Linked DNA regions of Homo sapiens: region 2 is linked to region 1. A link is an interaction called in ENCODE POLR2A ChIA-PET data of the cell type or tissue named here. Cell type or tissue: IMR-90. All regions are shown on one strand. Links, peaks and the distances in the headings refer to the core of each region. The heading gives the core; the rest is flanking DNA.

Region 1 (5,382 bases), core at 145-5,144:
AATTAAGATAAATAATTATAGAAATAAAATTTTCAGAGGGTAATAGAAGAAGCAAAGTTTTCTGAGGGAGGTTTCCTGGGTGAGGTGATCTGAACATCTGCCTACTGCAGGTAAATATTATGGGACAGAGTCATGGGGCTGAGGGTCAGGGGAGGAATGCAAGGAAAGAAGCTTGAAGAATGGAGCTGAGGCTGCCTTTTAGCCCCACAGGAGGGAGGGAGGGAAGTTGGGACAGGGTTGAGCATCCCACACCCTATGAGGGGCTGGTTAGACCCAGCAGCTGAGGAGACCTAGGGGGCTGCTTCCACCTCTCACCAACCTGCTTCTGGGTGTGGCAGTAATGTCTTGTGGGTGAGTCCTTTTCAGTTCCCCTCTCCCTCACTCACACTCTCTCTGTGGGATTTCCATGGTGATAAGATGAGAGAACATGTCAAATGTACCCAAATGAGGAGAGTTAAATGTGGTCTTTGTGGCTTTGGCTCAGCTGTCCAACTGCAGCCTTCCTAAGGTACCTCTTGAGATCAAGACACAGGGAGAAGGAACAACACACACACTCCCTGCTGGATTTAGAGAGAACTGAGAGGAGGCTGCGGTTTAACTGGACCTTCCTTAGGAAAGACTGTCGCAACATTTGTAGAGCACATGATGTGGCTAAGAACATAAAACTTCAAGTTTTCTCATATTTGAATTACAACTGCTTAGCAATCTAACCTAAAACTGGAGACTTTCTTCTTGTGATATTTGTACATATGATATTCTTGTTAATCTAAATATTCCAAAGCAGAAACTCTAAAATAGGAAGGTATGTAAACAAGGGGGTTGATCACTCTCGCATTAGTGTTTACACCCAGCTCAAGAAAGAAACAGAGGTCTCTCTTTGTTCCTAATGTTCTTCCTGTGGACATCCACCTGGACTGACATTTTCCAAGATTCTCTCAGATCAAGGATGGAATCTGGCACTTATGCTGGAGGCAGCAATTGGAAACATATTAGGAATTTAGAACAGTGGTGTTAGGAATAGGCAAATGTGTATGTAGAGTGTGGTATGGTTTGGTGTACATGCATATATGTGCAGGAATTTGGCAGAAGTGTGAAAAGAATTCTCTTTGGTACCCACCCAAGCACCTACCTGTCCCCATCATTGCCCTGTTCTTTTCTCCAATGATCTTTCAGACCCCTCGTGTTACCCTGCTCTTACTCCGGGCCCAAGTCCTAACGCAAAGCTCGTTTCAATCCATCCAGGCTGCTATAGCAAAATGCCTTAGACTGGGTAATTTATAAACAACAGAAATGTAATGCTTACAGTTCTGCAGGCTGGGGAGTCCAAGATCAAGGCACCAGTAGATCTAGTGTCTGGCGAGGTCCTGTTCCTCATAGACGGCACCTTCTGTGTGTCCTCACATGGAGGAAGGGACTTATAAGCTCCTTGGGTCTCTTTTATAAGAATACTAATTCCATGCATAAAGGCTCTGCCTTCATGACCTAATCACCTCCCAAGGGCCCCAACTCTTAATACCACCACAGTGGGGATTCAATTTCAACTATGAACTGAGGGACACGAACATTCAGACCATGGAAAAAGTTTTTAAACCTTTCTAACTGTGATCATGGGAAGAAATATTTGCTTTACAAAGACATACACACATTGAAAAAAGTTTGTGAAACAATATCTACCTGTACCATCTATCTTCTACTTTAATGCTTTCTATTTTTTTTTATTTAAAAATTGTGAACTGCATCTATCAAACTAATTTCACAACCCATGGCGTTTCATAAAGCATGACCTCACCTAGTCCCAGGAAAGGTGTTGATAAGCTAGGTGGATTATTGTTTTGCTTTGCTTTGGTTTTCAATAAGCATCAAGGTTTTGCTACCGCTTGAGCTTTTTGAATTTTATCTGTGAGCTCCAGAAGGCTCTCTCGGCAGCCTGGGTAATGAAAAGAGTTTGTACATAGACTTTTGCTTGCATCCAACTTGGGAGGGCGGCCCCCAGGACTCTTGGGTGCTACTCTGCAAGCTGTGTGGGAAGGACTTGCAGCAGTGGGTGCTCCTCCAAAGCACACTAGAGAGCGCAGTGGGCAAGAGGTGCAGTAGCTTTCCCAACATTTGAATTAATTTATCTTGTTGACATAATACTATAGGAAGTTCTTTGAAACACAGCATTAGTATGATTCATCATAACCATTTTCATTTTAACCTTTGTTTACTTTGAGAACTAAGAAGGTGGTCTTGCAGCATCAGGTTCATGGGCTGCTCCCTGTTTCAAGAAGAAGAGTAGGATGTCACTGGCACACCAATGCTAGTAGGTAGGGACTGAAAATGTCTTTGGGAAAGGCTAAAGCAGGGTTCCTGTGGGGAGAAAGGCAAGAGCTACAATAGACTTAGCTAAAATAAGGCTGCAATGGAGTTGCAGTTACTGGCCAAATGAAGAAGCCAGTAATGTGGCTTTCAGATCATAACAATGAAAAATAAACAAGCCAAATCAGGAACATTAAAGATAGTTAAACATCGATCTGAAAATCAGGGAGGTATATGAATAGAAAAAGTGAGTATTCCTCTACAGTGACTCTGATATAGAAAAGTGATCAGATTTGTAGTTCATTTTCCATTCACTAAGCATCTGCTCAAATTGAAGGGATTTGTCTAAGGTCACACAGCTTGGAACTGGATTTAAATCCAGATCTTGGCCAGGTGCGGTAGCTTACGCCTGTAATCCCAGCACTTTGGGAGGCTGAGGCGGTTAGATCACTTGAGGCCAGGAGTTCGAGACCAGCCTGGACAACATGGCAAAACTCCGTCTCTACTAAAAATCTAAAAGTTAGCTGGGCATGGTGGTACGCATGTGTAGTCCCCGCTACTCAGGAAGCCAAGGCAGGAGAATTGCTTGAACCTGGGAGGTGGAGGTTGCAGTGAGCTGAGATGGCGCCATTGCACTCCAGCCTGGGTGACAGAGTCAGACTTCATCTCAAAATAAAATAAAATAAAATAAAATAAAATAAAATAAAATAAAATAAAATAATCCAGATCTCTCTGATTCCAAAGGTCATGTTCTTTTCACAAAATTCACAGAATTCCACAGACTCCCAAGATTGTTTCTAATCTAGTAGGACTATAAGTGGGTGGTTTTTGTGTGTTTGTTTTTCCTCCCTCCTTTTCTATATTTTTTGATTTTTTTCCTGATTATCTTGAGTGCTTTTTTCTTAAATGAAAAGCAAACCCAATATACTCTGTGTTTTAAAAACATTGCCCACTAGAGAATGATTGCCAGTCCAGAAAAGAAACAGCATTTCATCTATCTCAAACTGTTTTACCACCACTGGTTTTTTTTTTTATTTATTTTTATTTTTTTTCATTGTCTATATTTCTTTTCTGGCCATTTTATTACTTGTATCATCTCATGATTATTTCTGAAAATATTTTTATGTATAGGGGAAGGGGTTGCTCAAAATGATGTACTCTGGACCTAAATTAAAATATAATTGGTACCACCTGTTCATGGAATATTCATACCACTAGTAGTTTTGATAAACATTTTAAAAATGAAAGAATTGCTAAACCCATAGCGACTTAACAAGGGATATTTCATTATATAAGAGCCTGGTGGGTTGGTGGGGAGTAGAAATTTTTATTCTTTTTTTTTTTTTTTGAGACAGAGTCTTTCTCTGTCACCCAGGCTGGAGTGCAGTGGCGTGATCTCGGCTCACTGCAAGCTCCGCTTCCCAGGTTCACGCCATTCTCCTGCCTCAGCCTCCCGAGTAGCTGAGATTACAGGTGCCCACCACCACACCTGGCTAATTTTTTGTATTTTTTAGTAGAGACGGGGTTTCACTGTGTTAGCCAGGATGGTCTTGATCTCTTGACCTCGTGATCTGCCCTCCTCAGCCTCCACGAGTGCTGGGATTACAGGCGTGAGCCACCATGCCTGGTCGCCACTGGTTTAATCTATCTCTAAACATTTTTCAGACTAGAATGCATTTCTTACTTGAGATATTCCTTACTCTAATAATCTGGTCATTCTGGGGCCACATTTTTAGGCTTAATTCCATTTTCTTTCCTCTCTTTATTAGTCAAAACACAGTTAAACTTTCTAGCTCATTTTTTTTTTTATTGGGGGCAGGGGTTGACATAAAGTCCCCAGTGGAAGGAAGTGCATGGAGAGAAAGACTTCTAATTATTAAGGTTAAATAATGGTTAGTATAGCCGGGACTGAAGAGCTCTGATCTTTGAAAGCCTACAGAGAAGTTTTCTCTTTATAATAAAAGGGCACTATAATAAAACGGATTTAGGAAAGTTCAGGAAAGGGGCTGCATAAGCTTATCCTCTTCACAATTAACTTTTTGTTTAACTGCCCTTAATTCTGGGCCATTTTCTCACTCCTATTATCTTCATATGTGAATTGAGCAATCATGACCTCATGCTACTTAGATCCAAAGGTTACCTAAGAAAACACTTGCATGGACTATCTATAACTTGCATCCTGAGAAAATAACCCCACTAATGTGAACATGAACAGGGAAAGTAAGGTAAGTGTGGATTAACCAAACTGGAAAATATGAGCATAATAATTTCGTCAAATGAAACCACAATCTTCTACCCCTCTCTGTCTCCCCGAAACTTGTTTGCAGTGTATACCTTGCTAATTTTTTTTTTTTGCATGTGATCATTTTATCCTCATGGTAAAATAAGAAATAAGTAGTGATTGCTTTATTCCAGTCTTTGGCTGGCTAATTCTTGTTATCATAAAGGGATGGGCAAATTAGAGCATCTTCTGTGGCCTAAGGCTCACTTGTTTCCCCAGAGACAAAAGAGACTGAATGCAAATACTCTAGACAGGTCTAAAGAGCAGATTTTTTGTGGACTGAATAATCAAATCAGAGGTACAAATCACTTAGAAAGTGCCCCAAGAAAACTAAGCACTTCGGACCATGTGTTGCCAAATTTTATTAAGCAAATATCAAAGTTGCAGTGTAATATACATAAGAAATATTGCTGTGGCTGCATTTCTGGAGTGTGCCCTAGAAGGGAAAAGTGGTCAGGGTCTGGATAAGTCTTTCATGTTCTTGTGACACTGGGCATAAACAATCCTAAGTAATGAAATTTCCAGGTTATAACCTGGAAATCTTCTGCAATATGAGAGAAGGCCAAAGAAGAGTTATGAGGGACAATGGGAAGGAGACTTGCTTTGGGAGAAAGAAGTGCATTTCTGTAGAAGGAGTAAAAACCACAAGGAAACTCCCCATCCAGTGTAACACCAGACTGCAGTTCCCAAAGAGAACCATTCTGAAAGGGTATAATCAACTGGCCAATTTCATGGCCTCCGGATCAAATGTAATCAACCAATTAAGAATGGATGTGGACCAGAATTCTCCTGGTCATGACAAC
Region 2 (5,382 bases), core at 89-5,088, 240 kb before region 1:
TTTGTGGTAATTTGGCAAGAAATGTCATGCACTTAAGAATTTGTTGTAGATTTGAAAATAGTATGCCTAAGGTTTTGTATCTGCAATTTTTCCACCTCCACAGAAGAGTCATCAGAATTTGATGTGAGGGCTTTCTGCAACCAGCTGAAACACAAAGCTACTCAGGTTTGTCTGGCTTCATTAAATTTAGCTTATGATTTCTGCTAATTTGTAGAGGATGCTTCTTACCAAGGGCAGAGATTGAATCTTTTCATTTTATCCCCAGCTCTAAGCTTAGTGCCTTCTTAGTTGTCAGTGTGTGCTTCTGAATGAATAGAGGCAAGGGATTTTTAATACATCTAGTTAATTCAGTTAATAGAGTACCTTCAGAAATATTTTAGTAGGAGTTTCTCTAGAATTTTAAAGTAACCGTAAGATCTGTTGTTAAGTATGGATTGTACTGCAGCTTAAGAGTATAGGCTTTGCAGTCAGACAGTTGGTTTGAATCCTGGCTTTGGTACTAGCTGTGTGACCTTCTGTGAGTTTCCTGATCTCTCCGTACCTCTATTTTGTAATAGTAATATGTGCCTCATAGGGTTGTGCTAGTTTTAATGCATGTAAAGCGTTCGGTAGTCTGGAGTATGGTAAGCATTTAATTGGAGTTAGATGTTATTAGCTACGGTCATTTTGGTCATCATCCTCATCATTTTGTCATGAAGCTATTCCTTTACTCCTGTTGAGGTTCAAGTTTTAACATGATTGATTAATGTCTGTAAATTCTGTTTGTTCTGGACCTAACAGCATATAAGTACATCGGCATTACTGTTTTACTCAGTAACTTGACTTTTTTTTTTTTTTAACCCTGTCTTTGCAAAATGTCTACTTCTGGTATTTTTCATGGGTTAGTTTACTTCTTTTATTTAAGAATTCTTAAACATATTTTCTTGAACTTAAGGACTCCAGCTTCCATTGATGTTCTGTCCAATTTATGAATTCAGAGTGAGGAGTAATACTTTCTGTGCCAGGCATTGTTCTAAGTGCTTTTATATGCATGAAGTCATGTAATTATATCACAAAAGCTCTGTGAGGTGGGCATGCTTATTACTGTTTTCATATTTCAGATGAGGAAACTGAGGCATAGAAAGGCCAAGAAACTGCCAGGCCACATAGTGAATAAATGGTAGAGCTGCGATTTGAATGCAGGCAGTATGGTTTCATAGTCTTTCTTCTTTACTATTCACCAGTCCCCAGAACAGTTTTTCAACTGTATCTCAAGAACTATGGTGCTTTGTGAACCTTGAAACTTCTGCAGCCTGTGCACCTGTTTGTAGGTGAGCTGGCTTTGAAGTTGGTGGGTCAGCATCCCTCTTACTCAAAACTAACTGCTACTATATTTTTAGCAAATAGCACTAACTTGCTTAGCTTTAAAGCAAACTACTTCTATTGATCACCAAACATAAACTATTGACCTGGGTCATTACTTTTATATTTTCTACTTTTTTTTAAAGTTCCTTTTGAGTGTAAGAAATTTGGAAGAAGGTAAGCTTTGAATGAAAGAGCAGATCATCTCGTAGGCAGCATATTTTCATAAAGAAATAGTAAACGTTAGTAAAATCCAAATGTGACTTGATATAGAAAGAAGGGGTTGAAGAAGTAAAGGTGCCTTGTCAGAAGATGGTTGAAGTAGAATTGGAAGTGTTGCTCAATTGAGCATTTTTAATAGATATTCAGCAGGCATTAACTGATTAATGGGCTTATTCTGCTGGGCACTCTGCAGGGCCCCATATCTTCCCTGTTTTCAGAAACATTTCTAAATTGAGGAGGTTTGCCCAGGATACGGAAATAAGTGAAAAACAAGTCGTGATAATCTGGTGGTGTAGCGAAGAGGGGCCTTTCAGTGATCCCCCAACCCTCTGCAATTAGGCTTTGACCAGTATTTAATCATGTGGGGTTTTTTTATTGTGTATGTGAGATATGTGTGTTAGGATATTTATGTTAACTTTCCTATGTCAATCTAATTCAGCTGCAGATGGGACCTGTCCTGGTACAGAGGGGGAACAAAACAACTTGTATTTGGAGCAGTGGAGAAAAATTCAGTTTTTAAAGACATAAGGAAAGCTTAGTGAGCAAAAAAATTTCCTTACAGACTGATTTTTTTTTTTTAATTTTTAGGTTTTGTGGGTACGTAGCAGGTATATATATTTATGGGGTACGTATTTTGTTATAAGCATATAGTGCATAATAACCACAGGGTAAATGGGGTATCCATCACTTCAAGCATTTAGGGACTGATAATTCTAATTTTTAAATTTTGATTGTGAGCTAGCTTTCCTTGTTGTCATATAATTACAAGTCAGTAACATGTCCAATATATTTTTCTCATCTTTCCACGTTTCAGGAGACCAGTTTTGATTTTAAATGTTCTCAATCCAGACTAAAGACAACCAAGTATTCTTCTCAGAAAGTGATAGGAACTCCTCATGCCAAAAGTTTTGTGCAAAGATTCCGAGAGGCTGAGTCCTTCACACAACTTTCTGAAGAAATCCAGATGGCAGTTGTATGGTGCAGGAGCAAAAAACTCAAGGCTCAGGCCATTTTTCTGGGTAACAAACTTCTTAAAAGCAACCGGCTTAAACATCTGGAAGCTCAAGGTACTAGGTAGGTATATTGCAAAAATTATGTTACTTTACTTTTTCTGTTGTTGTTATGAGTAAAAGTATTCAGGTCACTTTTCTTTAAAATGTGATGTCCAGCAGCCGCAGCGGGGCTAAATTGGGATGTACTCAAACTGCAATTGCATTTGCTGCTTTTATTGTAAGAGCAAAGCTGTATCATTGGAGGAAGAAGATAAACAAGTTAATTGGACTTCAGTCCCCGTTATGCTCTTCATCATTTCCATCAGCTCATTCAGGAACCATTAAGAGTGTCTAGTGTGCTGAGCCTGAGGATACAACTGCATAAAGACGTGACTTGGTCTTCAGGGAGCTCAGGGTCTTCTGGGAAAGGCAGCCCTTCTGCAGACAGCTTCAGTGCAGTGCAGTGGGATAAGGGCATGAGAGCAGAAGCAGAAGGTGCCTGCCTTCCATGAGGCCCACACAAGACTGCTGGGGTGTTGTACTGTTGCTACTTGCTACTGTTTGTAGCAGCTGGACTCTATCTATATTTCTTTTCTGTGATTTTTATATTCACAACTGTTTAAGGGTGCTTATCTTTGCTTGTGAACCAGTATTGCATGAAGTATTACATGAATTTAGACATTAGACACTTCAGGGCTTAACGGTAATGATTTCAGACACAAATATGTATTAAGAGCCTATTCCACCTTCACAGAGGCAATTATTCTGACCTGTTTTTTATTGTATTCTTTAACAAATATCCTGTGCATGCCCCATAATTTCTTATCCATAGTTTAGAGCTATTCAGGGATTTAAAGTTCATTCCTGGGGATGAACCACGTATTGAAAATTTGTTAAATTTTCTTTTAAAATTTGCATAAAATATATTCCTGTTTTAGAAAAAAAAAAGTATACAGTGAGGGTTTTGTAACACATTTTGATTAAAAGCTATGGGGAAAGTGGTTGAATATTCCTGAGGGATAAAGTGCTTGAGGGGTTTTTACATTGAGATGGCTCCTCTAAAGGTCTGTAATAATCTAAAAGTGATGTATCCTATGGCTGGAGACGCAGCCTGAGATGGAGAGAAGCATTCTGTTTAAAATTGGGTTTAAAATCAAGGGTAGATGAGGCAGAGGTAACAACTAAAAGTTAATGAGAAGGGTAGCAAACTGGTGTTTATTGGTTAAACCATTACTCAGTACTCCCCCAGATATAGTGCTCCTTCATAGATTGCCCTGTTTTGCTGTTTCATTAATATATTTGTAGTAAACTTTATAATTTATTTAATGTCCATAATAACATTGTGAGGTAGACAGTATTATTCCCATTTCATAGATGGGTAAATGGAGGATTTTGCTCAAGGGGTTAGATGTGGAACTCAGTTCAGGCCCTCTGTTTTCCTTTCAACTCTGAAGTACACCCACCTTCTCCCCACTTAAAAGCCACTGCTTATAGTGAGATAAGAAAATGGTATGGAAGCAAAGATCATGATTTACTTTATTATAATGGGCTTCCTCAAAGTTTTATATCCATGCCCGTCTTTTAAAATCTATCACAAACAGTGAAACAATTCAGCAAGGCACTGATGAACCTTGTGGCAGTGTACCGTGTGTGGAAGCAAAACACCTAAAATGATCAGCTGTTTGATTTCTGAATTTCCAAACTTGAAGATGACATATGAATCATAATTAGGGTAGCTTAAGGCTGTCTGTGTATCTGGGCCAGAAGCCCTGTCTTCATATTGTTTTATAAACCCCTCTTAGCCTTTATTCCTTTTTCCTTGTTCATTTCCTGCCACAGCATGAAGCTGATTATCCAGATTCGGATTAATACGTACTGGCAGATTTTTTCATTTGTGATGTTTCCTCATGTCCACTCATTACATTATGAACAGATTAGCAGTTATGAGGGAAAAGCTCTGACACTAAAGTATAGGGTATCTCGCCATTCAGCTAATTGCTAGGCGGCTGTACTTTTGAGAGTTTGAAAGCAAAATGGGGACACATTCGTCTACACTTCAATCAGAGGGCATTTGTGCTCTCAAAAAACAGACTTGGGGTGAAATTTTTCGATGTGGTTCTGGGATTGTACACAGGCATAGGACTTGTAGATAAGTTGTGTATTTTTCTTTTCAGTTGGTAAATTAAAAGTGCTTGAGAATGTTTTTCTCATCTTAAGCCCAGATTTTTCCTCTCTCTGTCTTTTAAAGTTTGCCAAAGAAACTAGAGTGCATAAAAACGTCTATTTGCAACCACCTTCTTCGTGGCTCAGGTATCAAAACTTCAAAGCATCATCTGAGACAGAGAAGATCACAGAATAAATTTTTACGGAGACAAAGGAAACCACAGAGAAAGTTGCAGTCGACTCTTTTAAGGGAAATTCAGCAGTTCTCTCAAGGGACTCGGAAGAGTGCTACAGATACCAGTGCTAAGTGGAGACTCTCACACTGTACTGTGCATAGAACTGATCTCTACCCTAACAGTAAGCAGCTCTTGAATAGTGGAGTTTCAATGCCTGTCATACAAACTAAGGAGAAAATGATTCATGAAAATCTTAGAGGCATCCATGAAAATGAAACTGATTCGTGGACGGTGATGCAAATAAATAAAAACAGTACATCAGGAACCATTAAGGAGACAGATGACATTGATGATATTTTTGCTTTAATGGGAGTTTAGATGTTCGTTCATATGTGAGACTTTTAAGTGATTAACAAGGCTAGTTCAGTGTTCTAAGTAGAACTGCTAAGATCTGGAAGTACCACCTGGACTCACAGAGGAGCTGCTTT

Evidence for each region. ChIA-PET counts read pairs that join two places held together with the same protein. Peaks named below come from ENCODE experiments on the same cell type or tissue, not always from the same donor. Only the 100,000 strongest peaks of a DNase experiment are listed, where the experiment ranks them.
Region 2: POLR2A ChIA-PET joins it to region 1 with 26 read pairs; 5 of 35 experiments call an interaction of 5 or more read pairs at or near these places.

What each region holds. Positions count from the first base shown.
Region 1 is chr3:112,762,468-112,767,849 of GRCh38, reverse strand. No RefSeq gene overlaps it. Among named protein-coding and RNA genes, the nearest start is that of LINC02042, 16 kb to the right of the region's middle. In IMR-90, for the core only: no CTCF peak of the experiment used is centred there; no DNase peak of the experiment used is centred there; H3K27ac peaks cover 436 bases.
Region 2 is chr3:113,005,426-113,010,807 of GRCh38, reverse strand. It overlaps RMP64 (ribonuclease MRP subunit p64), which reads left to right. Exons shown (of 9, transcript NM_015412.4): 7 at 104-165; 8 at 2,378-2,637; 9 at 4,804-5,382. The coding sequence ends at 5,272. Among named protein-coding and RNA genes, the nearest start is that of NEPRO-AS1, 11 kb to the left of the region's middle. In IMR-90, for the core only: no CTCF peak of the experiment used is centred there; a DNase peak (open chromatin) is centred at 2,477; H3K27ac peaks cover 287 bases.